3 separate regions of the Homo sapiens genome follow, and regions 1 and 3 are each linked to region 2. The links are chromatin loops, found by intact Hi-C in ENCODE. Cell type or tissue: CD4-positive, alpha-beta T cell. All regions are shown on one strand. Region 1 has its middle 25 kb from the start of RNASE10. Region 2 holds the start of SNORD126 (small nucleolar RNA, C/D box 126). Region 3 overlaps LOC100507513 (a long non-coding RNA gene).

What was found. Hi-C counts contacts between places; a loop is a spot of excess contacts. Peaks named below come from ENCODE experiments on the same cell type or tissue, not always from the same donor. Only the 100,000 strongest peaks of a DNase experiment are listed, where the experiment ranks them.
Region 1: it touches region 2 in a loop (2.6-fold over the local background); 6 of 110 quality-filtered maps call a loop at or near these places.
Region 3: it touches region 2 in a loop (2.9-fold over the local background); 2 of 110 quality-filtered maps call a loop at or near these places.

The regions. Positions count from the first base shown.
Region 1 is chr14:20,526,692-20,534,691 of GRCh38, reverse strand. It overlaps the pseudogene SETP1. Among named protein-coding and RNA genes, the nearest start is that of RNASE10, 25 kb to the right of the region's middle. RefSeq lists an enhancer at 3,357-3,856 and a silencer at 7,348-7,558. In CD4-positive, alpha-beta T cell, CTCF peaks have their summits at 3,329 and 3,534 (motif pointing left); a DNase peak (open chromatin) is centred at 3,541.
Region 2 is chr14:20,324,410-20,332,409 of GRCh38, reverse strand. CCNB1IP1 (cyclin B1 interacting protein 1) reads left to right here. Exons shown (of 7, transcript NM_021178.5): 2 at 3,037-3,236; 3 at 5,617-5,694; 4 at 6,757-6,871. It overlaps SNORD126 (small nucleolar RNA, C/D box 126), which reads left to right and starts at 5,871; the gene lies at 5,871-5,969. In CD4-positive, alpha-beta T cell, CTCF peaks have their summits at 4,740 and 4,944 (motif pointing left); a DNase peak (open chromatin) is centred at 4,929; H3K4me3 peaks cover 148 bases; H3K27ac peaks cover 449 bases.
Region 3 is chr14:20,868,949-20,876,948 of GRCh38, reverse strand. LOC100507513 (a long non-coding RNA gene) reads left to right here. Exons shown (of 4, transcript XR_110261.4): 2 at 1,206-1,412; 3 at 2,113-3,390; 4 at 6,493-6,714. Among named protein-coding and RNA genes, the nearest start is that of RNASE3, 18 kb to the left of the region's middle. RefSeq lists enhancers at 2,898-2,947, 3,058-3,157. In CD4-positive, alpha-beta T cell, CTCF peaks have their summits at 2,929 and 3,130 (motif pointing right); a DNase peak (open chromatin) is centred at 3,128.

The DNA.
Region 1 (8,000 bases), 200 kb before region 2:
ACACAGGCAGAAACAGAAAATCTGAATAGGTGTGTATCTACTACATAAATTCATAATTTAAAACTTACCAACAAGAAAAATTAGATCCGGATAGCACTACTGGTGAATTTTTTCAAACATTTAAGAGATAAATAAAACCAACTCAACACAAAATCTTTCATAAAATAGAAATGGGAATACTTCCCAACTCATTTTACAAAGCCAGGAGGATATCCCGATACCAAAACCTGACAAACACATTTTTAAAAAAGAAAATTATATGCAAGTAGCCCTCATGAACACAGATGCAAAACTCCTTAATAAAATATTGACAAATAAAATCTAGCAATATATTATTGGAATAATACAGCATAACCAAATATAGTTCACCCAAGGGGCCAGACAGGTGGCTCATGCCTATAATTCCAAAACTTTGGGAAGCCTATGTGGGTGGATCACTTGAGCTTGGGAGTTTGAGATCAGCCTATAGGCCACATAGCAAGGCTCCATCTCTACAACAAATTTAAAAAAAAAAAAATTAGCCAGGCCTAGTGGTGCACACCTATAGTCCTAGCTACTTGGGAGGCTGAGGTAGGAGGATCACTTGAGCCCAGGAGTTCGAGGTTACAGTCAGCTATGATCATGCCACTGCACTCCAGCCTAGGCAATAGAGTGAGACCCTGCCTTTTAAAAGAAAAAAGAGAATTTGTTCAAGAATGCAAGGTAGGTTTAACATATAAAAACCAATCAATATAGTCCACTTTATTAACAGAATAAAAGTGAAAAACCATATGACCATTTCAAACGATACAGAAAAAGACCTTTGTTAAAGAAAGTAGAATAGTGATTGCCAGGGGCTGGGGAAAGGGGGAAATGGGGAGTTATTATTTAATGGGTATGGAGTTTTAGTTTTATAAGATGACAAGAGTTATGGAGATAGATGGTGGTGATAGTTACACATGATAAATGTATCTAATACTGGCTGGGCATGGTGGCTTACACCTGTAATTCCAGCACTTTGAGAGGCCAAGGCAGGTGGCTCACCTGAGGTCAGGAGTTTGAGACCAGCCTGGCCAACATGGTGAAACCCCATCTCTACTAAAAATACAAAAAAAAAAATTAGCCAGTTGTGGTGGAGGGCTCCTGTAATCCCAGCTACGTGGGAGGCTGAGGCAGGAAAATTGCTTGAACCAGGGAGGTGGAGATTGCAGTGAGCCGAGATCGTGCTGTTGCACTCCAGCCTGGGCAACAAGAGCGAAATACAATCTCAAAAAAAAAAATTGTTAAGATGGTAAATGTTATGTGTATATGACCACAATTTTTGAAAATTGAAAAAAGAACCCATTTGTCAAAATGAACACCCGTTTATTCTACAAACGATTATCAAGCTGGGAATGACATCTGATAAAGGACATCTCAATCTGATAAAGGACATCTACAAAAAACCTACAACTAATGCTCTTTTAAGATTGAAATCAAGGTAAAGACATTCACTTTCATCACCTCTATTCAACATTGTATTATAGATCTAGCCAGTACATTATAGCATTAAAAAAACATATAATTTAGAAAATAATTATTTTACAGATGACATAATTATTTATGTAGAAAATCCTCAGAAATCCATCCAAAGTGGAAGATTAATATAAGTAATAAGTGAATTACCTTAATAGTCATGAAATGGCTGTTAGCTGTAACCAAGACAGCATGAGTCTTTGCGTCTAGCTATATAAAAATAATCTTTTGATCACCCTATCCCTTAGTTAGAAGGGAACTTTTTGTGCAAAAGTTCTTTTTAAGTGTTTTCTACATTTCATTGCCCCAAATTGGCTCATGAATTCTTATCCCTAAACCAATTACTGACTATTGTGAGGGATTGTCATGATTGGTTTAGATCAATAAGCAGAGAATGAAAACTGAGAAGTCAGTCAGCAGGCTTTCTACTTCTTTTTATTTTATATCTCTTCCTCATCAAGAATTCAAAGATCTTAGGGCTAAAAAGGAGTCAAAGAATCTCATTCTAGGAATAATTATCATCTATTGAATACTTTATAGCCATTGTTTAGTAGTGCTGAGGTCTGAATGTTGGTGTTGCCCCAAAATTTATATGTCGGAACCTAATACCCAATGTAATAGTATTAAGAGGTGGGGCCTTTAGGAGATAAGTAGTTCATGAGGGCTTTCCCTCATGAATGCATCAGTGCCCTTATAAAAGAATCTTGAAGGAAACTGTTTGCCCCTTCCCCATGTGAGGATACAGATAGATGGCACCATCTTTGAAGCAGAGAGTGAGCGTTCAACAGACACCAAATCTGCCGGCACCTTGATATTGAACTTCCCAGCCTCCAGAAATGTGAACAATGAATTTCTGTTGTTTATAAATTACACAGTCTATTTTGTTATAGCAGCCAGAATAGACTAAGACAGATAGTTTTCTTTCACTATATCATCTAATTTTTAAAGACATTATTACTCCCATTTTATAATAAACTACTGTCAGAGGAGTGAAGTAACTTACTAAAGGTTACACCATAATAATGGCAGAGTTGGAACGAAATATATATGTCTAATTCCACAGCACACTCTTTTCAGTCCATGATCCAAAATCCAAACCATAGAAATTGGTACCACTTAATCACTTCAGAATTCTCACTAACAAATTTTAGAGGCATTTTGAGAAATAATAAAATAAAAGTAATCCAGAAATTGACCATACTTACATATTTCTCTTACTTATTTTTTCTTTTTCACACATTATAGCTTCTTCTTCTTAGTCCAAGCTCAGTCATCACCTCTCTTGCCCTCCCTATATCCCCACACACTTAAGTTAGTTCTCTTTTCTTGATTTCAGATATTTTCCTTTTTTCCCTCAGATTTGTAGAAACCTGAATGATGAGGTAAAAATATTACTATCCTAAATAACTGACAACAGCTTTTCTTAGGAAGTAAAGTAACTCTTTTTGGGAAAATAACATCATATGCTGCTCACCTAGCAGGTAAGATGTTAAGGCCATACATGTCACAGGAAGTTACATAATAAATATGTGCCTTAAATATAGCAGAAATCAAGGAAAATAATTTGTTTTGTTCTAAGGAAGAGGGGACGAAACAGAGGGACTGTGTGTGTGGATATAAAAAAATCACAAGCCAGCAAGAAAGTGTAAGGTTGAGAACTGTACAAGATGAAGGGCCAGTGAACTGAAGATGGTGTGGCCAATTACATTTTAAGAAAAGAGATGTAATCTGGGTAAAATAAAAAGTTTTCTCAACACAAAAACATAAACCCTCATTTACTCTTTAACTTCCAAATCTACTCCTGAAGACTTTACCTGAGTTGGGGTGTGTGTAGCAGAAGGGGACAGGTATAAATAAGAGTTAAGAAAGGAGCTGGGTTTCAGGAATGGGGTCAACATGGGACCTCACATGCAAAAAAAGTATCCAAAAAGCAGAGCGGATCATAAGGATAAAAGCCTCACCAGAAATCTGCAGAAATATTAAAGAAGGGAGTTGGAGTTCTTCCATGTTACAGTTCCAATCATGGCGCCATCTGGTGGCACATCTCACGCACGTTGTAGATACTGGGGGTTTTATCATGATCATCATTTAAGACAAGGTCTCGCTCTGCCATCCAGGCTGGAGTGCAGTGGCACAATCATAGTTCACTGCAGCCTCAACTTCCTGAGCTCAAGTGATCCTCCCGCGTCAGCCTCCCAAGTAGCTGGTACCACAGGCATGAACTACCACACCGACTCATTTCTTTCTTCCCCCTTCCTTCCTTCCTTCCTTTTCTTTCTTTCTCTCTCTTTCTTTCTTTTTCTTTCTTCCTTTCTTTCTTTCTCTTTCTCTCTTTCCCTCCCTCCTTTTCTTTCTTTTCTTTCTTCTTCCTTTCTTCCTTTCTCTCTCTCTTTCCCTCTCTTTCTCTTTCTTTCTTTCCTCTTTTTTTTTTCTCGTAGAGACAGAATCTCCCTATGTTGTCCAGGTTGGTCTCAAACTCCTGGGCTCAAGTGATCCGCTCGTTTTCACCTCCCAAAGTGCTGGGATTACAGGTGTGAGTCACTGCACTGGCCACTTTAAATATTTTTGAGAAATTGATTCATAAAAGAGAAAAGACTGGAGCTACCATAAATTCAGCGCCTACCATGTGCTTAGAATTGTATGTGTGTATATAATTTTAACAACATTGAGCTATCTTTATTTTAAAGAGAAATTTATTCGTCAAAGTCTACAAAATTGGTTTTATTTGTTTGCAAGGTCCATTCTCCACACATACTCGACAGTCTCCATAATTCTGTGAAGACTGTAATTTAAAAACATAAAGTGAAAGAAACATCACAAAGCAGAGAACAGAGGATAAAGCCTTAATAACCTCTAGTTAGTATATTCCGAGTTATTTGGGGAACTATTGTTTTCAAAACAAACAAACAAAAACTTGTAAAAGGAAAGCAAAAAAGAACAAGCACTTGGAAAATAAATATATAAAATAGCAGGAGTGGAAGAATTAGTATTAGGTTCAAAAGATAAAGTCAAAGAAATGACTTCCAAAAGAGGAAAAACAGAAGAAAAGATAATACAGTAGAGCAATCCAAGAGATTCAATATTTGACTAATAGAGTTCCAGGAAGAGAGGAGAGAGGGAAACAGAAATTGGAAATTTACTGAAGTAAATTTCCCATACCCGAAAAGTTGAGTTTCCAAATTAACCCCACCCCCATCCCCAGTGCAGGATACAATGACTCGTACCTAAGCATGTCACTGTGAAGATTGAGAACAGAGGCATAAAAAGATCCTGTAAGCTTTCTAGGAAAAGGGAAGCATCAATTTCAAAGATTCAAAATGGCGTCAGGCTTCTCAACAATAGAACTGGATGATAGATGACTCTGAAGCAATGCATTTTCACAATTCTGTGGAGGAATTGTAACTCTATAATTCCATACTCTGGCAAATTATTAATCAAATCAGAGAATAGAATAAATACATTTTCAGATATGGAAGAACACACAAAATGTACCTCCCAAGCACACTTTCTTATGAATGTACTTCGGGATATGCTCCAAAAAAAATCAGGAATAAACAGAGAAGAGTAGACCAAGGAAAAGGAAACATGAGATCTGGGTAACACTGATTACAGGATTATAGCTGCAGAGCAGATTTATTGAGGCAGAGGCTCAAGGACAAAAATCTCTAGGAAAAAGGCAAGTAGCTAATAGGAAACACAACTTGACTGAGAAGATGGATGAGTTTGAGGATATAAGGCCTGCACAAAGTGTAAGAAAATTAAAAGGTAACAATAGGCCAGGCACGGTGGCTCATGCCTGTAATCCCAGCACTTTGGGATGCTGAGGTGGGCAAATCACGAGGTCAAGAGATTGAGCCCAAACTGGCCAACATGGTGACACCCCGTCTCTACTAAAAACACAAAAATTAGCCGGACATGGTGGCGTGCGCCTGTAGTCCCAGCTACTTGTGGGGCCGAGCAGGAGAATTGCTTGAACCTGGGAAGCAGAGATTGCAGTGAGCCAAGATCGCGCCACTGCCCTCCAGCCTGGCAGCAGAGCAAGACTCCTTCTCAAAAAAAAAAAAAAAAAAAGTTAGCAATAAACTCCAGGAAACACATAATGCTATTTTAGGCTGTATGGTGTTATTGGACTTCCGGAAGACATTGTTTGGATATTTCGAATAATATAGGCCGTTTTCTGCCTGCTTCCTCACAAGTGAGGAGACTTGTGGTCTGGTTCTTGGACTTCCCTAGCAGCATGGCCCCCAAATGCCCGTCTCCACTCCCACCTCAAAAGAAGAAATCAAGACTACCTCCTGCTCTGAGACTGGAGGAGACATCAGTCTCTGTAGGCTTGCCGAAGAAGGGAGAAAAAGAACAGCAAGAAGCAATTGAACATATTGATGAAGTACAAAAAGAAATAGACTTAATGAACAAGCTAGTGAGGAGATTTTGAAAGCAGAACAGAAATAATACAAACTCCTGCAACCATTTTTTCAGAAGACGTCAGAATTGATTGCCAAGATCCCAAATTTTCGGGCAACATTTGTCAACCATCTCCACGTGTCTGCACTGCTTGGGGAGGAGGAGGAAGAGGCACTGCATTATTTGATCAGAGTTGAAATGACAGAATTTGAAAATATTAAATCAGGTTATAGAATAGGTTTTTATTCTGATGAAAATCCTTACTTTGAAAACAAAGTTGTCTCCAAAGAATTTCATCTGAATGAGAGTGGTGATCCATCTGCAAATTCCACTGAAATCAAATGGAAATTTAGAAAAAATTTGACAAAACATTAAAGTCAGATGCAGAGTAAAGCCAGCAGGAAGAGGCAGCATGAGGCACCAGAGAGCTTCTCTACCTGATTTACCCACCATTCTGATGAAGGTGCTGATGAGTTAGGAGAGGTCATCAAAGGTGATATTTGGCCAAACCCATTATAGTACTACTTGGTTCCCAATATGGATGATGGAGAAGAAGAAGGAGAAGAAGATTAGTAGGAGGAAGAATTAGAAAATATTGATGAAGAAGATGAGGGTGAAGGTGAAGAAGATGACAATGGTGATGAAGGGCAGGAAGGAGAGGAGGATGAAGGAGAAGATGACTAATAGAACACTGATGGATTCCAACCTTCCTTTTAAAGAAATTTTCTCCAGTTCCTGGGAGCAAGTTGCAGTCTTTCCCCCGCCCCACCCCGCTTCTTGTGCTCAGTAACCCTGTTCTCGTGGTCCCTTTTCTCTACACCATGGTTTTCAACTTATTTGGGAGGGAAATACCTTGAGCAGAATACAATGGGAAAAGAGCCTCTATCCTCTTTCTATTCTTAATTCATTTTTATCCCTTCCTGTCTGAGCAAAAACTGTATGGAATCAACACCACTGAGCTCTGTGGGGAAAAAAAAAAACCTGCTCCCTTTGCTCTGCTGGAAGCTGGAGGGTGTGAGGGCCCTGTGTGGCAGTGCGGAGAATTCTAGCTTCTTTCCTACTTTCTCTATATATTGAGCTCAGAGAGTACACTGTGCCTGTATGTGAATAAAGACAGTTAGCATTTACCAACATGTATCTGTCTACTGTCTTTTGTTTAAAAAAAGGAAAAAAACAGTTCTAAAAAATGGGGTTTTAGAAGGTCAGCAAAGGGTGGCTTTGACATGTTTGGCCGGGTTAAGTGGGCATTTTGACAACATGGCTTCTCCTTGGGATGTTTGTGATGTTTGACAGATATCCTTGCAGTTTAAGATGACACTTTAAAAATAAATTCTCTCCTAATGATGACCTGAGCCCTGCCACTCAATGGGAGAATCAGCAGAACCTGTAGGATCTTATTTGGAATTGACATTCTCGATTGTAATTTTGTTCCTGTTTATTTTTAAATTTTGTTTTCGTTTCACTGGAAAGAAAAGATGATGCTCAGTTTTAAACGTTAAAAGTGCACAAGTTGCTTTGTTACAATAAGACTAAATATGTACACAAAAAAATTAAAAACTAAAAATAAAATAATATAGGTTGGGCACAGTGGCTCACATCTGTAATCCCAGCACTTTGAGAGGCTGAGCGGGGAGGATCGCTTGAGCGCAGGAGTTTGACCAGTGTGGGCAACATGGCGAAACCATGTCTCCACAGAAAAATACAAAAAATAGCCTGGAGTGGTGGCACATGACTATAGTCCCAGCTACTTGGGAGGATGAGGTGAGAGGATCACTTGAGCTGGGGAAGTAGAGGTTGCAGTGAGCTGAGATCTCACTACTGTACTCCAGCCTGGATGACAGAGTGAAACCCTGTCTCAAAAATAAATAAAGAAAGAAAGAATATAAATATTTTGTATCAATTTTCAGCTTTTACAGTCAATGAACTTAAGTCTTAATTTTGGTTACAGAATTAAATATTAATATTAACAATCAAGGCAATGTAAAAGTAAAGTACAGTTGACTGAAGCTGGGACACAGACGAAAAGAGAGTGAATGAAAAGAAGGATACTAATATTCTTATTTTACAAAATAGGAACTCAGAATACCCAGTGCCTATCTGAA
Region 2 (8,000 bases):
TAAAAAGTTTGCTTAGTGACCTTCAATGTCATTTCACTGAATTCCTTTCTTTTGGTACATGTTAATTTTAATGTGATGTTTGTGTTGGATATTCTTATAGGCAGAAAGTGTGAGAAAGACAAATAATAAACCAGTTAATCGAATGTAGTAATAGGTATTTGTAGGCCTCCCATAATTTTTATAATTCTCAAGCATTGTTAAAATTTATTTTTTGGGGCATGGCGGCGCATGCCTGTAATCCCAGCTACTCGGGAGGCTGAGGCAGGAGAATCGCTTGAACCCGGGAGGTGGAGGTTGCGGTGAGCCGAGATCGCGCCATTGCACTCCAGCCTGGGCAACAAGAGCGAAACTCTGTCTCAAAAAAAAAAAAAAAAAAAAAAAAATATATATATATATATATATATGTATACACATCATATATATATATATTTTTGAATAGGTAATACATTCACATGGTTCAAAATTCAAAAGATATCAAAGTTTCTTATCCCCTTCCCTAAGCCATCCAATTCCTCTCCCTCATAACAGTGTTACTAAGATATTTTATGCATATAAGCAAATATGTGTAGGTATCCTTCCCTTTTACTATACCTACTCTACTATGTGTCTTACTTTTTCCACTTAAGTTCCATGAGTAGAGTGTTCACATTCTTCATAATGGTAACATAGTATTCTTTAAAAATTATTTTTTTTAAAAAATATATTTTTTCAGTAGGTTTTCAGGGTATAATGGTAACTCAGTATTCTAATTTATGTACCTACTATAATTTATTTAGCTTTTATCAGTAGGTATTCAGATAGTTTATGATCTTGATATTTCCCCCTCAAATGAATAACCTTGTAAATCAGTCAGTTGGCATAAAGGCATTTCAATTGGGTTTTGGTATATTCTTGTTTAAAAGGACTCTAGATATTTTGCAGTGCTTCCTATTTATATTTATTTTGTACACGGTGGTGATTAGAAACCAATCAATACTCTAAACTTGATTGAGCAATAAAGGATTTTCTACCGAAAGGAAAATCATCTTGATGGCTTTTATGTGAATATATCTTTGCCCACTTTGGTTTGAGTGGGGATGGTTTATCTTGTTATGAGCATGTGTTTAATGCTGGGAAGGAGTGACAGCAGTGGCCCAGAACAACCAAGTCATCTTTGTATTCACAGGGGCAGAAAGGGCATGCTTTCAGTGTTTACTTAGAAAATGTGTGCTGGATATGCCCCTGAACTCATGGTGTTGAGGGCATATTTTAGTATTAAGTTAGGAAAAGCTGAAATGTATTTTAGGATGTAAACATGCAAAATAAAAAAGGAAGCCTTTGGGAATTTCTCCAAAGCTGTTTTAGTCTTAAGAGGCTTAGTTCCGGTTTTTTAGGTGGAAGTTTTGTGAGTTGGGAAAACATTACATTCTTTCCAATGGAAGCATGCTTTTGTTAATAAGACTTCATAATACATTGGAGTCTTCATTGTTAAGTAGGAAATGAGGGGAAGGGGGAAGCAAACCTGTGTCTTTTTTGCTTGAAGGACAATATGGCCGGGCGCGGTGGCTCACGCCTGTAACCCCAACACTTTGGGAGGCCGAGGAGGGTGGATCACCTGAGGTCGGGAGTTCGAGACCAACCTGATCAACATGGAGAAACCCCGTCTCTACTAAAAATACAAAATTAGCCGGGCGTGTTGGTGCATGCCTGTAATCCCAGCTACTCGGGAGGCTGAGGCAGGAGAATCGCTTGAACCCGGGAGGTGGAGGTTGTGGTGAGCCGAGATCGCGCCATTGCACTCCAGTCTGGGCAACAAGAGTGAAAAAAAAAAAGGACACAATATCTTGGAGTTGGAAGGGCCCTTATGAGTACTATATGAGTGACCTTTCTGGCTTCTGGGTTATTGTGAGAAGTGTGACTTTTTGTTGTTAAATTTGTTTTTATTGTAGATTCACGGGGTACATGTGCAGGTTTGTTTCAGGGTATATTGCATGATGCTGAGGTTTGGGCTTCTATTGATCCTGCCATCTAGGTAGTAAACATTGTACCCAATAGGAAGTTTTTCAGCTCTTGCCCCTCTCTCTCTTTTCCTCCTTTTGGAGTACCTAGTGTCTATTGTTCCCAACTTTTTGTTCCTGTGAACCCAGTATTTAGCTCCCTACGCAAGATTTAGCTCCCAACGCAAGATTTAGCTCCCACTTATAAGTGAGAACATGCAATACTTGGTTTTCTGTTTTTGCATAAATTCGTTTAGGATAATGGCCCCCAGCAGCATCCAGCAGCTCCAGTTGCTGCAAAGGACATGTTTTTTGTTTTTTTTTTTTTTATGGCTGTGGAAAAGTGTGAAATTTTTAGGCAGAATATTTGCCTTTCTACTCACTAGCTGGTTGAGCTTGGGCAAGACATAGAAATAACATATTAAACATTTAACTCCATGCCAGCTACAGTGCAAAATGTATTTATTACCTCAGTCTTCACGGAAGTTTTAAGAGGTATGTAGTATTTGTCCTCATTTTACAGAGGGGACAGCTGAAGTTTAGAGAAGTTGCATAACTTACCCATGGGCACAGCAAATACATGAGAGAGCCAGGATTAAAATCTAGTTTAGTATGATTTCAAAATCTATTATTTTAGGGAATATTAATTAGTGCAGCTATGATGGAAAACAGTATGGAAATTTCTCAAAAAATTAAAAATAGAACTACCATATAATCCAGAAATCCCATTTCTGGGTATATTCAAAGGAAATAAAACTAGTATGTCAGAGATACCTATACTCCCATGTTCATTGCATCATTATTCACAAAAGCCAAGATACGGAATTGACCTAAGGGTCCATCAACGGATGAATGGATAAAGCAAATATTATACATATGTACAGTGGAATACTATTCTGCCTTAAAAAGGAAGGAAACTGATAGTGAGTGGGAAATAAAACTTGGAGTCTGTTCTGATAGCAGTACCTTATATAACTATCTCTAAAGGAAAACTATACCAAGCTATTAGTCTAGTATTTACTTCCTATGAACAAAATTTTGTGTGTTCATTTTGTTTCAGGTTGAAGATGAAATCCACTGAGGAGGGAAGTCCAGCACCCTGTGTGCCAGTCCAGAACTGGCCCATCTGTAGACCCCCTGAAAATCATATGGGCTTGGATTTGGATATTCTCAACAGAAAGGGTTAAAGGCTGATGGTACCTAAAGCCTGGTACTTGAATTTTGATCAAGATAAGCTGCCTTAAGTTCTCTTCATTACACGTATGTGTGTCTTTCCTATCTAAAAAGCCTAGCTTAGAGATTCGAGTTACCATTGTATCCTATAATGCTAGGTGGCACTGAGTAAATTGGAATAGAGTCAAAAGGAATGGTGATGAAATCTTAACACGAGTATCTGCTGATTTAGTATCAATTTGTAGTTTGTATTAGGCCTTCATGAAGCATCTGTTCACACATATAAAATGTACCTTTTGGCTATGAACACTAGTACTTTGAAGTGATTACTGCCCACAGTCAACAAAATGCTGGGATCATTGATTGTTTATGGAGCATTTGCACAATACTTAGTAAATACGAAATGTCCTTTGTATGGTGGAATGACACTTGTTGAAGCATGCATGACTAGAATCCTGCAGGGAAGCATCACACATTGGGAAAGGTATCACATATTTAACATCAGGATTTATGTGCCAGGCTTTGTGCTATGTGTCAAAACAAAAAGACCAGGCCTCTTGCAATCTGGGTTTTGTTTGTGAGTTGAGATTAATAGAGAAGTTGTTCCTTTCAACCTATAATTATTATCCTGTAAGAATACTTAGATCAAGTAGTTTTTTTTTTAATTTCCTTTTTAAAAAAATTTATTTTAGGTTTGGAGAGATCAAGGAGTTTTAAGGTAGACATTGTTAAAACTGGAGAAACCTTTCACACCATGTCTTGCTTCTTGTCTACATTCTCTTAGTTAACCTTGCATCCTGCTGATCTGAAAACATTTTACATAGTTAAAGCTAAGTATAGGGCAAGGAAGGAGTAAAATAACATTTTGATCATATCTGTCTGAGATATTTAAAATGCTTCAGTTTCTTTCCAACCTACTGAGCTAGCATGTCACTGCATTACATTTTAAAGCAAACCTTTAGCTCTGTGTATTTCCTGTAGGAAGTACCATGGTGAATTGAAGAGTATGGAGTTTTGATGGAATTGAATTTAAATCCTAGCTCTTACTAGTTAGGTGACCTTAGGAAATTTATGTAATTTTTCTGAGCCTCAATTTTCCTGTAAATAGGGGGTTGTAAAATTTAAATGATACAAATTCTATACAGCTTGACAGATAGGATTTCTAAAGAATGATAGCCACTGCTTTCTTTTCTGTCAGCTTATTTTAGACCCATTCTTAAAGGCACTGATGTCCAATGGAGCCTTCTGTTATGATGGAAATGCTCTATGTTTGTACTGCCAATTTAGCTATTGAGTAATGAAAATGTGACTAGGGTAATGGGAGAAATTTAATTTTTAACTCTAATTAAGTGGTTACTTATTGGACATGCAACTTTAAGGTCCACTTGTGACCCACTCTTTTTGCTTCATGAAGCCTTCCTTGACCAATCCTACTTCTTTTCTTAACCTTACTTGCTTTCTACTACTTATTTGGTGGTATGTTAATTTCTGTGAGTCTTGTCTTTCTGGCTAGATTGTATCTGAGGTTATGGATTTTTAAATCTCCACACTGCTGCATGAAAAAGAACATAATGATGAAAGTATAACTGCAGTATTTTTAGCTAACAAGTTTTAGATGATCATTACAAGTAAATACAAAAAATTTTCTAGCTAGTAATTAGGTGAAGAGTAGGGAATAGTGTGAAGGTTGCCTGCAAAGATGAACTGCGTATCTAGTATGTATTTGACCTGAAAGTTCAGATGACACGCAAATGCTGGAAGAGGAAATTAAAGCAAGACTCTTTCTTACACTGCCATCTTGTGGCAGACTTGGGTTACAAATGTTACTAATTCAATTTTCCTATATAAAGGGAAGATTTTCTTCAGATTATTTTGACAAAGGATTACGAAGAGTAAAGGTTAAATACAATCCGGCATTGGCTCAAATGAAATTGAAACATGCTTTGAAAAAACTGACTATTTTGGATTATTTTCTCAGTTATCTGAATCTTAAAAGTTCTTGACTCCTTCCTCTTGCATAACTGTTTTCTTACTGTGAGGTTGTTGACCTTTATAGCCTTTCAGAAGTTGGTTAGACTATTGTGCAGTTTTATCCAAGCTTGTAAATTTATACAAAATTAAGCTTGTGTAGGGGTCCTGCTCGGTTTTTTTTTGTTGTTGTTGTTAAATTTTTTTTGTTTTGTTCGAGACGGGGTCTTACTCTGTTGCCTAGGCTGGAGTACAGTGGCACGATCACAGCTCACTGTAACCTTGAACTCCTGATCCTGCCCTATTTGATATTGAGCTTGGGCATTTGGTGACATTCTCCAAATAGATGAGTCAATAATTTATATTAATGAATGGAGAGTTAAATAAAGGATGAACGGTTACTCTAAATTTTCTTGTGACTTGGTATAGAACATGCTGGTGTGAGTTGTCATGTAATCATAACCTTTGTGAATTTATTTATGTTTTTTAAATTTTCCAGAAATGATCCTAGATAATTGATAGATCCTGTGGTTCAACTGGATTTCTAGATAGAAGCTGGATTCATGTGATGCCAGAGGTAAGAGTAAGAGCAAAATCTTCGTTTTTACCTCATTTGGATTTCTAATCACTTAGCAAGACTTGGGACTCGGTGTTATTAGTGGATGGAATTTGGTAATTAAAAAAAATCCCCAGTTCTAACCTTAGGAGAATTTTCCTGTTTAGGGATGAGGAGCCAGTGCTGGTTTGCCCTTCCTCAGTCATTTACAGTTTGCCATGATGAAATGCATGTTAAGTCCGTGTTTCAGCTGATCAGCCTGATTAAACACATGCTCTGAGCAGACTAAAGCTAGGGGCAAACACCTGCAATTGAATTCTGCTTGTTGGAATTCATACTGGGATTTAGTCTGTAATCCCAGGTAATTCTTAAATCTTAATAAATTATGAATTTGAGACTAATGTTTTGTTGTGCTTTGATCTTTTGTGATATCTCTATATCCCCAAAAAATCACTTTTGTGAGTTAGAACTAGGGTCAGGAATCATTAATCTAAAAGTTCAAACACTACAGAAAAAGCACTGGCAACTGGTATAATTCTATAGGCAATTTAGCCTGGCAGTTTTAAACTAATCATTATTTTATCAATCTATACATGTAGATTAAAGGAAACACAGAGTTGGTTAAATCAATTTTGTGAAGACTATACGGTACAACACTATAGAATCACTTAAAAGTTATGATACAGTTTTATGTTTATTGAAATAGAACGGTATTCATGACACATGAAAAACAGATTATATAGAGCAATATGTTTCTGCTTAAATATTTTTATATGCATATGTTTGCTTAAGAAAACTGAAAGGACATATATACTAAAATACTAGGGGGTTATTTTCTCTAGAATTGGGTTCTACAAGTAATCTTTTATTATTATAAACCTATTTTCTAATTTTATTGTATTCATGTATTGTAATATTTTAAAAGTTATTTTAGGTAACTTAGGACAAGCTTATATTCTTTACCCGTGCCTGCATTTTCAGCAGAGAATTAGGTAGAAAGAAGGGTGAAATACAGGAAATACAAACAACTCAAAGTAACATCAGGACTTGAAATAATTTTTTAGCTTTTGTTGTCTTTTGCAGGAGTAAAATTTCAAGAGACTGAAACCAGATCTGAGTTTCGCTGTTCCAGTCTGGACCTCTTTGGTGCTGTAAATCCTGGATATACTGTAGATGAGTACTGCGTTTTTCTTTTATGGTAAGGCTTACGTTGAGATTGAGAAGCTTTGCCATATATATGAGTCTTTGAAAATTCAGGTTTGTGACTTCATGGCCAGCTGCTAAGGTGCTATAAATTTCACTTTTTTTTTTTTTTTGAGACGGAGTCTTGCTCTGTCGCCCAGGCTGGAGTGCAGTGGCGGGATCTCGGCTCACTGCAAGCTCCGCCTCCCGGGTTCACGCCATTCTCCTGCCTCAGCCTCCCAAGTAGCTGGGACTACAGTTGCCCGCCACTACGCCCGGCTAATTTTTTGTATTTTTAGTAGAGACGGGGTTTCACCGTTTTAGCCGGGATGGTCTCGATCTCCTGACCTCGTGATCCGCCCGCCTCGGCCTCCCAAAGTGCTGGGATTACAGGCGTGAGCCACCGCGCCCGGCTAAATTTCACTTTTTAAAAGTCAGTTGAGGCCAGGCGTGGTGGCTCACACCTGTAATCCTAGCACTTTGGGAGGCCGAGGTGGGTGGATTGTCTGAGCTCAGGAGTTTGAGACCAGACTGGCCAACATGGCAAAACCCCATCTCTACTAAAAAAATACAAAAAATTATCTGGGCCTGGTGGTGTGCGCCTGTAGTCCCAGCTACTCAGGAGGCTGAGGCTTGAACCCAGGAGGTGGAAGTTTTAGTAAGCAGAGAGAGCGCAACTATACTCCAGCCTGGGTGATAGGGAGATTCCGTCTCCAAAAAAAAGAGTCAATTAAAGATGTTGAGAAGTAGCATTGTATAGTATATATATGGGTTCTGGAGTCAGACTGAGTTCAAACGCATGCTCTATCACTTCACCAGTTATGCAGCATTGGCAAGTTTCCTAATATCTATGTCTTAGTTTTATATTTTAGAGGATGGCAATAGTATTTGACTCAGGGTGGTTATTTTGAAGATTAAATTAGTAAGGGTGTGGGTAAAGCATACGGTAAATGCTCAGTTTGATGTTAACTATTTGTCATCAGAATCCATGCGTATATTTCTCTTAGATTCTGTACTACCTGGCAATTTTTGACATCTGCATAATAGATTGACGAAAATTCTTTGTTTTGGCCTGACGTGGTGGCTCATGCCTGTAAACCCAGCACTTTGGGAGGCGAGGTGGGCAGATCACCTAAGGTCAGGAG
Region 3 (8,000 bases), 540 kb before region 2:
TGTAATCCTAGCACTTTGGGAAGTTGAGGCGGCAGATCACCTGAGGTCAGGGGTTGAAGACCAGCCTGGCCAACATGGCTAAACACCGTTCCTACTAAAAATACAAAAATTAGCTGGGCATGGTGGCATATGCCTGTAATCCCAGCTACTTGGGAGGCTGAGGCAGGAGACTCACTTGAACCCAGGAGGCAGAAGTTGTACTGAGCCAAGATCATGCCACTACACTCCAGTCTGGGCGACAGAACAAGACTCGGTCTCAAAAAGAAAAAAGAATGTATAAGATCTAGTTTTGATAGCACAAATATAGGGTGACTATCATCAATAATAATTTTATTGTACATTTTAAAATAACTAAAAGATTTAAATTGGCTTGTTTGTAGCATAAAGAAAAAATGCTTGAAGGGATGGATACCCCATTTACCCTGATGTGATTATTAGGCATTGGATGCCTGTACCAAAATATCTCATGTACCCCTTAAATATATACACCTACTACATACCCATAATTTTTTTTTGTTTGTTTTTGAGATGAAGTCTTGCTCTTGTCACCTAGGCTGGAGTTCAATGATGCAATCTCGGACCACTGTAACCTCTGTATCCCGGGTTCAAGTGATTCTCCCGTCTCAGCCTCCTGAGTAGCTGGGATTACTGGTGCCTGCCATCATGCCCAGTTAATTTTTGTATTTTTGGTAGAGACAGGATTTCACCATGTTGGCCAGGCTGGTCTCAAACTCCTGACCTCAGGCAATCCACCCACCTCGGCCTCCCAAAGTGCTGGGATTACAGGCGTGAGCCACCGTGCCCAGCCATCATAGAGTTTTAAAATTGGAAAAATTGCACTTAATTAGATTAACAATTCTCAAATGGAAACTCAATTTGCAAACTAATTATTTCTCCTTACTTGAACATGTGTATACCAATATGCACATATACAAAATCACACATGAACCCACACAGTAATGTATAAAAAAAATACAGAATGTGAGAGCTGAAAGAGATCTTTTGTCTATAATCTTCACTTTAGTGATGAGGAGTAGAAGGATAAGGTGATTTGCCAAGCTCCAGTAGCAAGCTTATGATAGACACTAAACCCCAAGTTTCTGCATATTTGCAGTGATGTCATAGGCACTCTGTGTGATGCTGGTGAACATTTTAGGTGTGAAATAGTAAGCATAAAATTAGTAATACCTGGCAATCTGTTTAAGATCATTGACAGGCCTGAGAGTTTTCCATACGGCCTGCACCCTAACCTCTGGGAAGAAAATATCCACAATGAAATTTCTACAAGATTAGAGGAAGGAGAGAGGCAACGGGGATTCCATTTCTACTAGGAGTATCAACCTCTGAGAGGGATATATCCATCTCTGTGGATGTCATCTGCTCTGCAGAAAACCCTTTCTTGGAACTACCAGGTATGTAAAAAAAGAGTCAGATATTAGACCTAGAGACAGAAGGCTCACACACAGTCACCCAGAATCCCTGATCACCAAGAATTAGAACATTTCTGGAAGATGGGCTCTATACATGGAAGAGTTGGGAATCTTTATTTTGAGGCAGAGAAATATGTGGGGGAAACATAAACTCTACTCCCTTAGAATTGAAATGCTCACATTTTTAAAAACAGCGTTTAAACAGACATTTGTATTTAAGGAAGTGAAAATATTTTCTAAGATGCAGGTCATATGGATCTGTCAATTCTCTTCTGAGTTAGGTCACTCTAAAAAGGGGTTGGCAATGATACCTGCCTCACCTCACAGGCTATGGGTGAGCAGCAGATGGACTGATAGATGCAAACACCTCAGAGATGAAAGTTTTTAGTTTAACTGGTCTGCTTAGGTAAGGAGCAAGAATCACTTTGGGGTTTGGAAATAACCTTGTACATAGGACAATCCCATAAAGGGTTGAGAGGGCGGTAGTCATCTCCGTTATTGACAAGGAGGTGGAAAAAGGATGTGAGAACACTTGTTGCCAAGAGTACACAAAGAATAAGTGTAGAAAAGGCAGGAGGGGAGAACTGGGAACATTAAGTATAGGGCCAAGACTTCTTAGGAACAGGACAAGGGACCGTGGCTTGTTCTTTTGACTCTGCTCTTCTTTGAAATGCTTTCACAGGAAACATGAATCTGATGTGGACCCTCCTCCTTTTCCTCCTTTTGGACGTAACTGTCTTCATTCCAGCCCTGCCCTTCTCAACACGACATTTAGACAACCCCAGGTCGTGGGTCCCTAGAGGACACCACCGATACTGTGATGTGATGATGAGGTGCCGTTGGCTGATCTATAGGGGTAAATGCGAGCAGATCCACACATTCATTCATAGAATCTGACCACCATAGCAGATTTCTGCAGAACTCCACCACTGCCCTGTACCAACAGCCCCTCCATGTGCAGCTGCCACAACAGTACTCATGATGTCAATGTCACTGACTGCTTTGCCAGCACAGGGACCCGACCTCTTCACTGCCACTACCAAAAATAAGAAGGAGTCCACCAGGCCCATGCGAGTGGGCTGCAAGAAGGGGGCATCTGTTCACCTGGATGGCTAGGTTCCTCCTGACAACGGCACCTGAATGACTTGCACCCTACGCCTTCAAATCTGTGCAGCACTGTCAAGGTCTTCTTTGTAAATGCTTCGTCCTTTGCACGCAGGCTCCTGCGTCTTTCTTACAGCCTGTTCCCCACCAACCCCATGTGCCCTACCCCTGCCACAGTGTCAGGGCTTTTGGTGGAGGATAAGGCTGCAGTGGAGGGTTGGTGGGAGGGAGCCTGAATTACGGAAATAATACTCGGGAAAAGACTTGCTCCAACCAAGCTGCTAGACAATCCCCTTCTCCTGGGGCTGATCTTCCCACCAGCTGCTCTCATAAAACCTCCTGATGGCTGGCCCTAGGTTTCCTGGATCATAGGGTCCTTCTGCCTTCTGCGGGACATTCTATGCCTTTCTCCTCAATGGGCTCCTTCGGAGGGTATTAGGGACGATACCCTGGCGGGAAACCGCTTCCTTTAGGGAAACAAATCACTGTGGCTCCAGGGGTGTCACCGGAAAAAGCCGTTTCCGGAGAAGCCGGAGGAGCTTGGGCAACTCCGCAGGCCCAGAGCCTTCGTGGTCTCCCAGTTCCCGTGGCCGTCGTATTGGTCGGCAGGGGGCGCCGCGCCACAAGCTTCCTGCACAAGAGTCCAAAACTTCTTTCTTGGTTTCCTTTGAGACAGGCTGCAGGTTTCTTGGTTGCTGACACGGGTAGACGATAATAGGTGAATAAACAAAATCCAGCCAGCATAAATACAGTCTAACTGTTGAAGAACAGATTTCTGAGTCTACCATAACTTTCATACACTGCAGCACTTTAACGTTGAACCTGCCACCTTCAGATTCACACTGCAGCACCTCAGGTAAGAAGGAAAGGAAGTGAATATGCACTGAGGACCTACTTGTGTTATGAGCTTTACAGTTCAGCTGCGCTGGAGAAGAGTTTATTTCTTTCATGGAATCCATTACATCACCGATCCCCTTCTGAAGGAGGTTATTTTATCCACGAGAGGAAGCATCCAAAGGTGTTCATATTCTCTACCCTGTGACTCCAGCAGAATGGTGACAAGGTTTTGAAGCAAAGGAGGGCACTTGACTCTAGGGCAGCCGTCCATTAACTGACTAGCCCGGTGCCTGTGGAACAGAGTTGCGTGAGGATTTTACCCTTTTGGAATAATCCAGTGACAAAACTGGATACTATTACTTTCATTCCTTCCCCCGATGCCAGGAGGTATAGCTGTTTTGCCTTTGTTCTTGACATTCAGCACTTAGCCTAATGCTCGCTATAAAAGTGCCTTCAAGAAATCTTTAAGGGGCCATTTTGGTAGGTCTGGTTGTTGCTGTGGATCTTTTGTAGATGCCCATTTTTAGATTAGAAAAGTTTCTTCCCTTCTGCTCCTGTTTATGTCTCTTGAATGGATTGGGAATTTCGTTGAATGATGGGATTATACAGCATATTTCTTTAATCAGTTAATGGGGTGAATTAGATTAGTTGATTTTAGAATACTAAACCAACCTTGTATTCCTGGGATAAACCCATTTTGGTTATGTGATATAATCTTTTTTATATATGACTAAATTTAATTTGCTAATATTTTGTTAAATTTTTTTTGCATTTATGTTCACGAATGAGATTGGTCTGTAATTTTTTGTATTGCCTTGTTTAATTTTGGTATCTAGGTTATATGTTAGCTTCCAGAAATGAATTGGGGAGTAGTCCTTCTTTATTTTGTAACTGGAATTATATGTTATTTTAATACTTGGTAGAACTCACATGTAAGGCTGTTTGGTCCTGATATTTTCTTATTTTCTTTGAGACTGCTTTTTCTTTTTTCTTTTCCTTTTTTTTTTTTTTTGGAGATGGGTCTTCCTATGTTGCCCAGGCTAGTGTGCAGTGGCTATTCACAGGTGCAATCACAGAGCATACCTCGAATTACTGGTCTCAACTGATCCTTGAACACTCGGTCTCAGGTGCCTCAAACTCCTGGGCTTGAACTCCTGATCTCGAATAATCCTGCTGCCTCAGCCTCCAGAGTAGCTGGGTCTACAGGTACACACCACCAGGCTTAGCCTCAAACTATTTTAAACTTCTGTTTCAATTTCCTTAATGGTTAAAGAGATGCTAACTTTTCCATTTCTTCTTGAGAAAGCTTTGGTAGATTGTTTTTTCCCACGTAGGAATTTATCCATTTCGTCTAAAGTTCCCAAATATATTAGCACAAAGTTATTCATAATCTGTTTAATATTTATAGCATTGATTTTATGTCCTATTTTTATTCTGACTTTTTTGTACCTTTTTTATTGATAAAACTTTTGAGGTGTGTCTCTCTTATTAGACAGAGATTTTTTCAGACATGCAGAAGCGAGTACTTATAAACTCATGTAGAAACTTTTTTAGAATGGGTCCGTCTTTTTTTTTGAGATTGAGTCTCACTCAGTCACCCAGGCTGGAGTGCAGTGGCACAATCTCGGTTCACTGCAACCTTCGGTTCCTGGGTTCAAGCAACTCTCCTTCCTCAGCCTCCTGAGTAGCTGGGATTACAGGCATGCGCCACCACACCCAGCTAATTTTTGTATTTTTAGTAGAGACAGGGTTTCACCATGTTGGCCAGGCTGGTCTTGAATTCCTTACCTCAGGTGATCTGCCCTCCTCAGCCTCCCAAAGTGCTGGGATTACAGGTGTGAGCCACCGTGCCTGGCCAGGTCCACCTCTTGAGCCACACAGATCTGCTTCCCCAGACAGGTTCAAGAGACAACTCCTCCAGGCTTCCTACCAGTCTCTGTTCCTGAAGGGAAACTTAAGAGGAAGTTTACTGTGGACAAACAAACTGTAGTCACTGTCAATGCCGCAGATCTTGGGGCTGTAACTAGCACCCATCCACTCCTTCCTTTACTATGTATTCTAATCTCCCTTTACCCTTAGGTCTTAGTTGCTTATTCTTATTTACCCTCTCACCAGTTCTGAGGGTTAAGCCCTTGGTAATCATATTTTTCTCAGGCTGAGGTGGCTACACACTTACATTCACAGTTAAAATGGAGCATGGGAGTAACAGAAAGCACCCAAGTAGATTACTTGGGTTCTACATAAATTCTTTTCTGCCTCTATTGGGTAAAAGCAGCCCTACCTCCCTCCTGCTAATCAAGGTTACTTAGCCTTGACAGTATGGCAACTCCTCTTCACGTCTGCTGGTCCCTAGACACGAGAAATCCAAAGTGTCCTGGGAAAAGCTGTAGCTTGCAGTTCAATGAGACCTTTCTGTGTAAGTTGGCAAGGGTGCATCTTCTTTGGGGACCTGGACCTTTGACCCTGCAGAGCCTAGAGTTACAGAAATGAAAGCACAACATATCTGAGTGGGTCAATCAGAGAGATGGTAAGTGGAGCTACTCCTGCTTCTACTTCTCGGTTCCTGGATCCGTGTATTCTTCCTATTGGGAACACAGTACCCTTTACAGGCCTCTGATTTAATAAATACACTGCATCCTGAAGAATGATACCCCATACTTTCATAATGTTACCTCTTAGCTGCTGCTTCAGCTGTGTCTTTGGAAAGTCAGTTTCTCTTCTTTCCTCCCTCCCTCCTTTCTTTCTTCTACCCTCCTTTCTTCTTTTCTCTCTTTTCCGTTCCTTCCTTTCCTCATTTCTCTTTCTCTTTCTTCCTCCCTCCCTCCCTTCCTTTCTTTCCTTGAGCTGAAATGGCTTGCACCTTCCTTTTCCCACATAAACACCAATGGACTCTTCCCATTAGTCCTCTAGTTTCTTCCAGAGGTAGGTGAAATTATTGAAGAGACTTCAGCAGAAATTAGGGAAGATCTTCTGAACTGTGATTAAATGGAGTGTGGTCGTTTACCTAATTATCCTTGGTTATCACCTTCTGTGATTGTGATTTTACTTATTAAGCAGCAGAGCCATCTGGCGAAGACCTGCATTACTTTTTAATCTTATGCTTGCCTTTTGTCTTTCCCAGATTTGATAAATGGTTGGTCCTTATGATCCACTGATGCAGACTACTTGGGAGGTCCCAATGTCCTGGTGCCCAAAGGCAAGATCATTTTTCCCCCTGCAGTGTTTCTGTCTATCATGATGATGTGAGTGGGCTCTTATTGGGGGTGCCTAATGCTGCCATAAAGAAAGAGTTTTCTTGGCTTGGTGCAGTGGCTCACGCCTGTAATCCCAACACTTTGGGAGGCTGAGGCAGGCGGATCACGAGGTCAAGAGATCAAGACCAACCTGGCCAACATGGTGAAATCCTGTCTCTACTAAAAATATAAAAATTAGCTGGGCGTGGTGGCGTGCACCTGTTGTCCCAGCTACTCGGGAGGCTGAGACAGGAGAATTGCTTGAACCCGGGAAGTGGAGGTTGCAGTGAGCCGAGACTGCGCCACTGCACTCCAGCCTGGCGACAGAGCAAGACTCCATCTCAAAGAAAAAAAAAAGAAAAGGTTTTATCTTCTGAATTAAGCTGTATCCCTCTGAGCTAGTCAGGGAAATAGGCAATCTTTTTTTCTATGGCTCATAGATACTGGTATCACTGGTTATCACTTGTGATAAGTAAGCAACATCCTTCCTTCATAGATTTATAGCTCAGTGTTTGGCATATGCCCTATAATTATTATCACAAGCAAGGTGTGCAGAGGCAAAGTTTTCTAGGATACAAGCACCTGTCTGTTTTGTTCACCTCTCCCTATATGGCACTTAGCATAGTGCTTGTCATATCAAAGGCACTCAGAAATGTTAATTAAGTAAATATTAGTGATGGAAGAATGTCTTTCTATTGTCTTCACATATGAATAAAAAGGGGGCCAGGGGCAGTGGTTCATGCCTGTAATCCCAGCACTTTGAGAGGGTGAGGTGAGTGGATCACTTAAGTCCAGGAATTTGGGACCAGTCTGGGCAACATGGTGAAACCCCATCTCTACAAAAAATACAAAAATTAGCCGGGCGTAGTGGCACACGCCTGTAGTCCCGACTACTCAGGAGGGTGAGGTGGGAGGATCGCTTGAGCCTAGGAGGTGGAGGTCACAGTGAGCCGAGGTTGGGCTGCTGCACTCCAGCCTGGGAGACAGAGCCAGACCCTGTCTCAAAAAAAAAAAAAGTTAACTAGATAAAACATCCTTTGTTTCTGGATGTCCAAAGAGTTGTTTTTATTGTTTCACTGAAATGTCATGGATTAATATAGTCTGTATTCCTGTATTAGTAGCCTGCTATTACTACACAAAAACATTCGAATGCCTTCTCTTTTGCTGTATTTTAGACATTTTTCAAAAGCCTAGGTTTCTGTGTTGCTTTTGCTTATGCTGAGACTCGGTGATCTCCACCTGTTTCTAAAACCAGCTCCCTATCTCCTGCTGAAGAATGTTCCTTTTGTTCTTTGACTTTTGATTCTGTGTCTTGTGTTTTAAGGTTCAGTTTAGGAATCTCAGTATACTTTAGGTTGATTCCCTGGAATTCAAGTGAGATGCATTTTTTTCTTTT